2 separate regions of the Homo sapiens genome follow, and region 2 is linked to region 1. A link is a loop called in an ENCODE intact Hi-C map of the cell type or tissue named here. Cell type or tissue: mammary epithelial cell. All regions are shown on one strand. Each heading gives the region's core, and the rest is flanking DNA. Links, peaks and the distances in the headings are about the cores only. Region 1 overlaps PAX8 (paired box 8). Region 2 overlaps LINC02966 (long intergenic non-protein coding RNA 2966).

What was found. Peaks named below come from ENCODE experiments on the same cell type or tissue, not always from the same donor. Only the 100,000 strongest peaks of a DNase experiment are listed, where the experiment ranks them.
Region 2: a loop joins it to region 1, with 7 times the contacts of the local background. A loop is called at or near these places in 7 of 110 quality-filtered maps.

Annotation. Positions count from the first base shown.
Region 1 is chr2:113,237,674-113,243,047 of GRCh38, reverse strand. PAX8 (paired box 8) reads left to right here. Exons shown (of 12, transcript NM_003466.4): 5 at 270-358; 6 at 918-1,040; 7 at 1,322-1,497. The region is part of intron 1 of PAX8-AS1 (PAX8 antisense RNA 1); the gene reads right to left. Among named protein-coding and RNA genes, the nearest start is that of PAX8-AS1, 4.1 kb to the right of the region's middle. RefSeq lists an enhancer at 929-2,128. In mammary epithelial cell, for the core only: a CTCF peak has its summit at 2,469; DNase peaks (open chromatin) are centred at 1,907 and 2,517; H3K4me3 peaks cover 152 bases; H3K27ac peaks cover 2,851 bases.
Region 2 is chr2:113,326,939-113,332,312 of GRCh38, reverse strand. It overlaps LINC02966 (long intergenic non-protein coding RNA 2966), which reads right to left. Exons shown (of 4, transcript NR_183358.1): 2 at 3,536-3,634. Among named protein-coding and RNA genes, the nearest start is that of LINC02966, 4.6 kb to the right of the region's middle. In mammary epithelial cell, for the core only: no CTCF peak of the experiment used is centred there; DNase peaks (open chromatin) are centred at 1,736, 2,032, 3,102 and 3,552; H3K27ac peaks cover 3,840 bases.

The DNA.
Region 1 (5,374 bases), core at 104-5,103:
TGATGGGTTTGATAGGAAAGAGAGGGAAGCAGAGGTTAAGCCCCATCTCTGTTTTGGCCTTGAGTGACTGATGGTACCAATCATGAAATGCGGACAACTGAGGAGGACTAGGCATGCGGAGTAGGGTCACAGACTTGACTGTGGACAGTTGAGTTTCAAGTGCCTTGGAGATACCCAAAAGGGGTGTCAAAAAGGCGACTGGGTCTGGGGCAGCCATGAGTTCTCTTTCCTCCTCTTCTCTCTCATGGCCTTTCTTCTCTTCATCACAGAATCATCCGGACCAAAGTGCAGCAACCATTCAACCTCCCTATGGACAGCTGCGTGGCCACCAAGTCCCTGAGTCCCGGACACACGCTGAGTGAGTGCTGAGAGACCTGGATACACACACATGCTCGTGTACACCTCCCCTTCAGCATACCCACATATACACAGAGGCACACACAGACACACCCACACAGACATAGCTGTGCACAGTACCATTCACAAACCCATGTGTAGACTGAGTTGTGCCACTGCGACGAAGTCTGGCCTGTTCCCAGGGCAGATTCACTGAACTATGGAGAGGTGCAAACACTTGAGACAGCTCTAACTCCAAGAATCCCTCCCACCAGGAGGCCCCCTGGAGGAAGGACCTGAGCCCCTCCAGGGCTCAGTCCATGGTTCGGCTTGCTGCCTCCTGCACAGTGTCAGCAGGGACTGTGAGGGGTGTCACTCTCACTCCCTGACCCTCTCCCTCTTCCCACCACCGCAGTCCCCCCAGAGTCACCCCAGGGCTGTAAGGGGTGTCCCACCCCTTGCTCCTCTCCCTCTCCCCCAGCCCCTGCAGTCCCCAGCTCAACTGTAACTACCCCAGAGTCACCCAGGGCTGTGAGGGGTGTCACTCCCACCCCTGACCCTCTCCCTCTCCCCCACTGCAGTCCCCAGCTCAGCTGTAACTCCCCCGGAGTCACCCCAGTCGGATTCCCTGGGCTCCACCTACTCCATCAATGGGCTCCTGGGCATCGCTCAGCCTGGCAGCGACAAGAGGAAAATGGATGACAGTGAGTGCTGGGACAGGAGGGCAGCGGGCGGTGCACGAGAGCAGTTTGCTCAGGCTTTGATGGGGACAGAAACCCTTCCACTTATGATATGGGACTTTGTAGGGGCTCTGCATGTGACTGTCACATGTCCTGTCCCTCAGTTGGCCAAGGCTCCTGGGCCCACGTGGCTGGCCCTTTTTCTCCCTCCACAGTGAGTCAGCTTGGAGTCAGTCCTCTACTTTGGCCTAGAGCATGAATAGATAGGTCCCCTAAAAGCTTTCTTCCTTCCCGGGGGGTACCAGGTGATCAGGATAGCTGCCGACTAAGCATTGACTCACAGAGCAGCAGCAGCGGACCCCGAAAGCACCTTCGCACGGATGCCTTCAGCCAGCACCACCTCGAGCCGCTCGAGTGCCCATTTGAGCGGCAGCACTACCCAGAGGCCTATGCCTCCCCCAGCCACACCAAAGGCGAGCAGGTGAGAAGCTGGGCCCTGGGAGGTGAACAGGGTGGGCAAGGGCCAGAGAAGGTCTATTCTCCAAATGAGCCTGTGCTCCATCAAAGCAGCTGGAAGTTGCATCAATGGGCTCAGGGCACCTGCCTTATGCAACTCCAAGCCTGACACATGCTTTATTTTACCAGATGCCCTGGCATCTTCCTCCCTTTCTAACCCTCCTGGCTTCCTTCACCCAAAACCTTTGAGCCTGGGCCTTTCAGGGATGGCAGCACAACCTGATGATGCTATCCCTTGCCATCAGCGTCTTTCCCAGATTGCAACATCACGTTCCACAACTCTGAAGCAGTAGCACAAAGCCTTCACATAATGACCTCAGCCACTATTTCCTAGCCCCACCTTTGGCCACTCATCCTGCACACCCCATGCTCTTGCATTACTCATGGCCCCGAGCTCACCACCCTCGCTCACACCTCTCTGCCCTTGCACACTGTGTGCCCTCCACACAGAATGCCTTTCCTCCCACTTCTCTGCATGGAAAAATACCACTAGCCTTCATGACTCAGCCAAACATCACCCTCTCCGTCAGTCCTCCCCTGCCCCTCCGACATGAATCATCTCTCCTGCCTCTTGCCCTTCTGCATGTCCCACATGCTGCTCTCAGTAGCTTCTCACAGTGTCACTTAATAATCTAGCAGACAGACAGGTACAAAGACACGCGGACTCCTTAAGGACAGGGAAGCCTCATGAAACGTTAAACATCGTTTTTATTCCCAGCACCTACCATTGTGCCCCCCTTATAATAGACAGTAATGGTATAGTGAATGAATGAACAAATGAATGAGTTGAGAAATCCAGAATAATACATCACAAGCTACAGCGAATTTTTCTTGCTAGTGCTCAGGACAGGTGAAATGAATCATAACAGGTTGGTGTCCGTGAAAAGCTGACAGAGATGTGAGAGGTCCCACCCTGAGGCCAACAAAGACTCTGCAGCTCTGGCAGAACCACTAAGCTCTCAGCTCCTAGTCATCACATCTTTTTCCCTTAACCCTGCCAAGTCAACCAGATGAGGAGTGTCTTCAGGGTGGGTCTGTTGCCCCTCTTTGCCCATGCCGTCATTTGCTGTAGGAGTGAGGCAAGTCCATATGCCTTTAAGAACCGAGTAGGACAATGGAGATGATGCCAATAATCAGCCCAACCACTTCCAGTGACCGTCTGGGCTGCTGGTCCCGTGCCAGCACTCGCAGCTGGGCAGGCAATCTGCATCAGCAATTTTATCAGCGTTGACTGTGGCAACCACGAGCGTGCAGAGAAAGCTGACCATCAGCAGCATGGGGAGAGGGCCTGGGGTGCTCACGCACCAGTCAGCACACAGCTCCAGGAAGGAAAGGGGTTGCAGTGGGGGGCCTGCAGGAAGCTCACTCTGTGAGAGTAAGCCTGCAAAACTCAGTGTGCAGGCACCAGCCACTCAGTGAAAGTAAAGAAACCCTGCTGATGAGACTCTGGACACCCGCTGAGTCCCAGAGCCATTTCCTGGCTCCATCCCTAAGCCCCCCAAAGGACCCTGCTTGACTACAGAGCACCCCCATGCCATGCTGGCATATGAACATGGGGAATCCTGGAATGAGAAAGTCTTTGAGCTTTCAGGGACCTCCATGACCACCTTGTCCAGTTTCTCCATTTGTGTGGAGATAATCCAAGCAAGACAAGGAGGGCTTGGGCAATCAGAAGGTTTTGGAGCTCAGGCCTGCCAACCCTCATTTCATTCAGACTGGTCCACTGTCACCTGTTTCAGATATGGTGCTTCTACGTAAACACTTATTTGAAGACTGAAAAAAAAAGCATTTGAAAACCATTAAACTTCTCCAACCACTCATCTTTCAGATGAGGAGACTGAGGTCCAGCAGTGTCCATAAATTATTCATTACCTCCTCAGTCAATCATTATTCACCCAGTCATTCACCTGGAGGGTGGTGAAGGCAGGGAGAACCAGCCAGTGCAAGGGCCCCTCATGTCCTGCCTGGCCTTTGCTTTTCCTACCTCTGGTAACTGACTGTGCTGCCAAAGTAACACTCCGTGCTCTCTCACCTGGGCATAGGAATGCCCTCTGGCTTGGGGAGCCAAGAAAGAAGCACAAGTATTCATACCTGACCTTAGGACAGGTTGTAACACAGCTATCTTTTCTGCAAAATCAACAAGTGGGGGACCAGGCATGGTGGCTCACACCTGTAGTCCCAGCACTTTGGGAGGCCAAGGTGGATGGGTCACCTGAGGTCAGGAGTTTGAGACCAGCCTGGCCAACAAGGCAAAATCCCATCTCTACTAAAAATATAAAAATTAGCCAGGCCTGGTGGCGTGCACCTGTAATCCTAGCTACTCGGGAGGCTGAGACAGGAGAATCGCTTGAAGCTGGGGGGCGGAGGTTGCAGTGACCCGAGATTGTGCCACTGCACTCCAGCCTGGGTGACAGAGCGAGGCTCCATCTGAAAAAAAAAAAAAAAGGGCAGGGGGAAGTGTTCATCAGAAACATCATGTGGCCTTATTCCTGGTTGCTATTTCATGACCAGACATAGCTAGAAGTCATACAGCTCTTGTTTCCCTATTTTACAAATGCATCAAAAAAAATCAACAGAATATGAATATCAGTTTATTGACAGAAATCAAGAATTTGGTGGCTTCTGACTCTTCACGATTCTGAAATAATATCTGTGATAACTCTCATTGGGCATCTGCTGTCACCAAGTATTCGGTGCTAAGCACATTATGTATAAGTATACAAAATTTCATGTAATGCTTACGTCAGCCTCATAAAGTAGAGTCTATGATTCCCATACAGGTGAGAAAATTAAGGTTCAGAGCAGTCAAGTAGACTAAAGCTACTTGGCAGGTCATTGCAGAACCAGGGCTCAGAGTCGCTGAAGTTCTGAAGCATTGTGCTGCTCTGCCCCGATTCAAGTTCAATTCCAGCTAAAAAGCCCAATAATCACTGGGAAGTTTCAGTCATTGAATACAAAATCACCAAAAGATTTGACTATATAGGTTTTCTTTTTCCTTTTTTTCTAAGTTACTTGGATTTTGAAATAGCTATAGGATTCTGAGTAGATATTTTGCTGTCAAAACAACACATCCATAAAGCATTTTAAACTTCTCTTATACGCTCTAGAAATTAGGTATTTTGTTCAATTTCAATAAGACACACCCTGGCCAGGTGCAACGGCTCATGCCTGTAATCCCAACACTTTGGGAGGTCAAGCCAGGCAGATCATGAGGTCAGGAGTTTAAGACTAGCCTGGCCAACATGGTGAAACTCCTGTCTCTACTAAAGATACAAAAAATTAGCCTGGCATGGTAGCACGCACCTGTAATCCCTGCTACTCGGGAGGCTGAGGCAGGGGAATCACTTGAACCCAGGAAGCAGAGGTTGCAGTAAGCGAAGATCGCACCATTGCACTCCAGCTTGGGCAACAAGAGCAAAACTCCGTCTACAAAAAAAAAAAAAAAAAAAGGCCCTAAGCAACTCCACCCTGCCTCTAAGTGGGCCCCCTTGGAAGGCATGGAACCAGAGCACCATTTAGTCAATAATTGCTGCTATGTGCTAATGGTGCCCTGGTGGCCTCCAGAATTGACTGCAGCTTCCAAAAGTGCCCAGCATGCAACCGGAAAGTGCTGTGGATCTTTGCAGAACCCAGCTCGATGGAAATCACTGAAAACAATTGCCTTTAGTGGCACTGTTATGTAACTACTGAGCATTCCCTGAATTCAGCTTTGCACATCTCACGTAGCAGGTATGTGACGAGTGTGAAGGTATGTGGGGAATGGGTGTGTTCTTTTTTCTGCGCTATCTGCTTCCCCAGTGGAAGGAGGCCATGGTGAGGATGAGGTACACTTACCTTTAGTT
Region 2 (5,374 bases), core at 128-5,127, 89 kb before region 1:
ATAAAGAATCCTCCATTCAAGGTACATCAAGCAAGTCCAAACAATTATGTAGGAAGAATAAAAAAGACAACAGGCTTGCAAAGCATTGAGCATATTTGCAAAAGCTGAGTATAGACAGTGCAGGTGCTGTTTGGTCAGGATTGAATGGGAGGGGGAGGAGAGGCCAGACTTTGGTGTCCACTCAGCCCATCCTGAGCCAGCACTGTCCTTGGAGCGATGGAGAGTTTGAGTAAGTACAAAAACACTGGAAGCCTCAGAGACTGGCAAGTCCAATCCCTCTTTTACATGAATAAGCACCTGGGCTTTCCACAAAAGAAAATGGTTAGAAGTAGCATTTGGGTGGCACATCACAGAAGGCCCACACACACATTAGCCTGGACGATCCTCACAATGTCCCCATGAGATTGTGCTGTCCTCACTGCAAAAGCAAAGAAATAGGAGGTTTGATAATATTAAAGAAAGTGCCCAAGGTCTCTTGGCTCCACTGCACACCATGCTCTGTGAAAGACGGAAGGGGTGGGAGGCAGGGGCTAGTGGGTTATGCAGAGGACAGTTTGGTGAGATATTGCAACCATTAGTTCAATACAAAGAATGCATGTGAGTGAATGAATGAAAGAATGAATGAAAACCTGTGAGATATTAATAAAGATCATCAAACACAAGCTGTGTAGGTTTTTAAGAACTGAATAATCTCATTAAATAGTGGGAAAATTTAAGATTCCAGAAAACTCAGAAAATATATGGGCCAGTGTTTGGTATACATCAGTTCATTAAAATTATAGATGTGAAGACTCTACTCATAAACTACTGAATCAGAATATCTGGGGCCTCCTTATATTCAACAAGCTGCCCAAGTGATTGTGCTGTGTAAGTTGGAGAACTAGTGATTTAGGTTATAGTTTAATTTGTAATAATCAAGACAAATAATTAAATGCCTTGTAATGACCACTCACATTCACTGATTGCCATCATGTCTCTTTCTGATAATAATAGTGAATCTACATGAGCACTTACTCTCTGCCATATGTGTATATTCTGATTGAATTTTCATAAGAACTTTGCAGGGTGAGTATTATTATCTTCACTCAATAAACACGGGGCCTAATGCTCAGAGGGATGGAGTGGCTTGGTTAAACCGACATTGTTAGATTGTGGCAAAGCTGGCTCTGCAACAGGTCTGCCTGTCTCCAAGCCCATGCTCCCTCCATCAGAGCCAGGACACCCCTCCTTGTTTGCACTAAGTTGGACCCAGGGCTGGGCTGGGAGGTTCAGAAGAGTCTCTCATAACTTCAAAAGTGATGAGCATAATTCACAAATGTGAACACTTATCTATCATTGCAGCAACAAATAAGAACTTTTGAGAAGCTGGTGACCAAAGTTAAGAAGCATAGATAGCCTCCAAAAACTCTAGAAGAAACGGAGACCATGCCTGTGAAAGAATTATGAAACATTGGAGAGGGAGTTTGAGGGATAACAGAAGATGGAGAAATGGAGGCTGGCTTGAGAAATGTAAGTAGCCTAGATCTGGAATCTGGGAAGGAAGGGAGTGAGGGAGTACAGTGGAAGGTGCTGCAGAAAGGAAGTTGGGTGAAAGGGGAAGGAAATAAACTTCCAGATGAAAGGATTCAAGGATAAGCCTGATGTGATGGAGGTGGGTAGAATGAGAGCAAGAGCCAGGAGAGAGAGAAAGAGAGAGAGAAGAAGAGAGAGAGAGAGGCCTTGAGCGGATGATTCACCCATGCATGATTTGTAATATCATGCACTGGTCACTTGGAAAATGTTGGATCACTGAGTTACAAAGATCTTCCAAATGCACAGTAAAAAGCCCCACTGTACACCCGGAGGTAAATAAGAAAGCAAAGGCAAACGACCTTGAAACAGCATTGACCTCTCAGACACCCTGAAAGGATCTCAAGGAGTCCAGGAGTCTCAGGCTAACACCTTGAGAATTACTGCTGTGGTGTAATGAAGAGCATTCTGAACTGGGAATCAGACAAACAGCATGCTATATCGGACTCACCTTTTCATTAGCTTGGGCATGTCCCTGCACTTCTCTGAGCCCTGTCAGACAAGCTGGATGACTCACTATTTCTTAACAATTCCCCATGAATTCCCCCATCAGAGCATTTCTCTGCTTTGCCTAAGATAGACTCTTCTCTGCCCAGTTCTCCAACTGCCACCTGCCAACTGTACCCCTTCTTGAAGGCATAGCCAGTCGCCACCATGATATGTTCTCTCTTTCCCCTCTTCAGACACATCTCTCCTTCTTAGGCCCTTTACTGCCTGTGTTTGGACCTCTCCTGGGGATCTTATCTCACTCTGTCCTCAAAGTAAAAATGACCAGAATCCTTGTCTGGCACCCCCATCACCTCTGGCACCCCCTCTTCCCCTTCACAACTGGACTGTGAGTCCCTGAAGAGCAGAGACCACCAGGTGTTGTTCATGTTTGTGTCTCCTTCAGCCACTACCCAATGCCTGACACAGAGTAGGCACCCTGTGGAAGTGAAATTAATTGGTTAGCATGTTTCAGAAAGATCTATCTGTAAGGTTAAATGGATATTTATGGGAGAAGAGGCTGGGAAGAGGTGACTGGGAGGTGAAGGGAGAGGAATGGCGGTAAAGGGAAATAATGAGAAAACTGATGGAAGGGCCTGAGGGGAGAGGTCAGAGTGTACACCTATGGGCTAAAGAGACGGGGTGTGATGGGGGCACAGTAAGAAGATAAGAAGGGCATTTTATGGTGGACTTAGAGGATGGGGAGGGGAGTGGGATGCTTGGGCAATGGCGTTCCATTGGAATAAGACACTAAAGAATACTTGGGATGAAAATCAGGAGACACTGGGTGGAGGAGCTGAGTCCTGGCTGCTAGATGACACCTTGAGTGAGTGAGGGGCACGAACAGAGGTGCTAGGAAGCCGACCCCATTCTCTCTGCACACGATGCCAGGGATGCCATTGGATCTCCTGTGTGGGGCTTCCTGAGAACCCCCCTTCCAGGCACCTGGAAACCCTTGCCAGCTCCCACACATCTGGTGATGAGCAAGCCCGCATGAAGCACAAGTGGAAAAGAGCAAGACACTCAAAACCTCTGTCTTTTTCTCTTCAAATATTTGCAGAGGGAGTGTGGCAGGAGCTCAGGAATGCGGTGCTTATTGCTCACACTACATTAAAATTCAGATTGGCTTGTGCAATATCCCTGGCATAACCGCTCTGTGCTGATATTTTTATAACTCTTAATATCAAACAAATTGCCTCTTCACTGAGACAGTTTAATGTGACGGGGGCCGTGCCCGCCAGCTTCCTCACGCCGGCCCCATAAAGATCACCGTTCTGTTACTGGGGACAGAGGAGCTATGAATTTACTGTCAAAAATATGACTGGATTATGCAGAGTAAATCTTGGACTGTATTAAAAGGATCATGGTGTTTTAATTTCTTTTCTCTCCCCATACACTTGCCACCACATCTTTTTTTACTAATAAAATAAGGTTGGGGCCTCCATGTTGAATCATCTATGAATCATCTTTTTTGGCCTACCTTCCTGTTTTTGTCATATTCATGCCTCTTCTTCAGTCATCAATAGATGCCTTTGGCTCTACCTTACATTCAGTAGACGCCTCCTCTTTCCTTCATGATCTGGGAGAGAAAAAGATTTGAATGGATTTTTCTAGAAAATCTCCACCATACTTCAACTTCAGGGTCAACAGAATCTTCTCTTGTTTGGGTAACTTTTACCCCAATGGCATCTGGGGAGTAGAGAGAACTATAGTTGAACACTACACTCTTCTTCATGAGCTCATTCTATCAAACACTCCTTTTATTACAAAGACATGATTTCCTACATAATTAGGAAAAATAGACTGTATTTATTGAATAATCAGTTCTCCCTTTCATTTATAAATCAAGGACCTAGAAAAATGCCAATCAGAGCAATCCATTGAGATAGTACGTATTCCCAAATTGAGTTGTTATAAATCAACCCAAAGCAAAGAAACCTGACATTTTACTAGCCCAAGTCACTTTACTGTAGGTAATCAGTCCTTTCCAAATATTGAACATAGTTTGTGAACTCTGCCCTCCCACCGTTACTGCCCTAGAGAGCCACTCAGAGACCCAGGACACTGAAGTTTAGAACAAGTGAGTAAGGTGTCCTCCAAGAAATACATTGATTGGAGGAGTTGTGTCAGTAGAAGTCTCAGTACAGCACATGCAAGTGCTAATAGCAGCAGAAACGCAAAGAACAAATGATCAAAGTGTTTTGCATCATCTTCCAGCCTTCCTAAGACCACACACTCCAGACTGACAGACAGACATACAAATGGACACCAGTCACACATTCTTGTTTTCAAGGCAGGGAGGAAAGCTTCCACTTGAAAAGTGCCCCATCACTTGAAAGGGTTACCTGTGTGAGGTCACATAATTTTGAGTGTTTTTCTCTCGTATCTTTATATGTCAAATCTTCTTTTTCTTCTCTACTTGTATTTTATGAAGTAATACTTAGGATGACTCCACCATTTTCAAGTTTTACATTTTCATATACTTTGAAATTGGTATCCTCACATAACATAGTTAACACCAATCAGAGGTAACTTCACCCAGTATTAAAACTTGGTGCACATTTGTTTCGTAAATGTTTTAGGAAGATTTGAACTGAATAATCTTTTTCTTTAAATATCATATCTTTTTTGTTTCCTATGGCTGAAGCCATATCCACTTCCTTTGCTTCCAGAACATGCCAGATTACCCTGGCTTGCAGAACTGGTCATCTTTGAAAATCTACAAAGTTCTAGAAAGGCTGATCTAGGCTAGGAACTCAGATCAGGCCCTGTAGAATTGTCAGCTATTAAAATATGTCACATCTTATGCTTATGAAACTAGGAAAAAGCATAAATCACGCTTTTATAACTGACTGCTATGGTCTGAATGTGTCCCCCAGAGTTCAAATGTTGGTAACTTAATCTCCAATGCAACAGTGTTAAGAGGATGGATATTTAAGGGTTATTGGGCTCTGTCCTCGTTAATGGATTAATGGTGTTATCATGGGAGTTAGTTATTGATGGAGCAGGTTTCTGATAAAAGGGATGAGTCTGCCCTGCTTTCTCTCTTGCTCCTTCCTGCTCTTTTCCCCTTCCTCCTTCCCGGCTAGGATGATACAGCAAGAAGGTCCTCACCAGATGCAGCCCCCAACCTTGGATTTCCCAGCCTCCAGAAGAGTAAGAACAAAAAAAATTTTCTTTATAAATTTCTTAGGCTGTGGTATTGTGTTACAGCAACACAAAACAGACTAAGACACTGACTATGATAAAAATGGGATGATCTAGGCCAGGTGCGGTGGCTCACACCTGTAATCCCAGCACTTTGGGAGGCCAAGGTGGG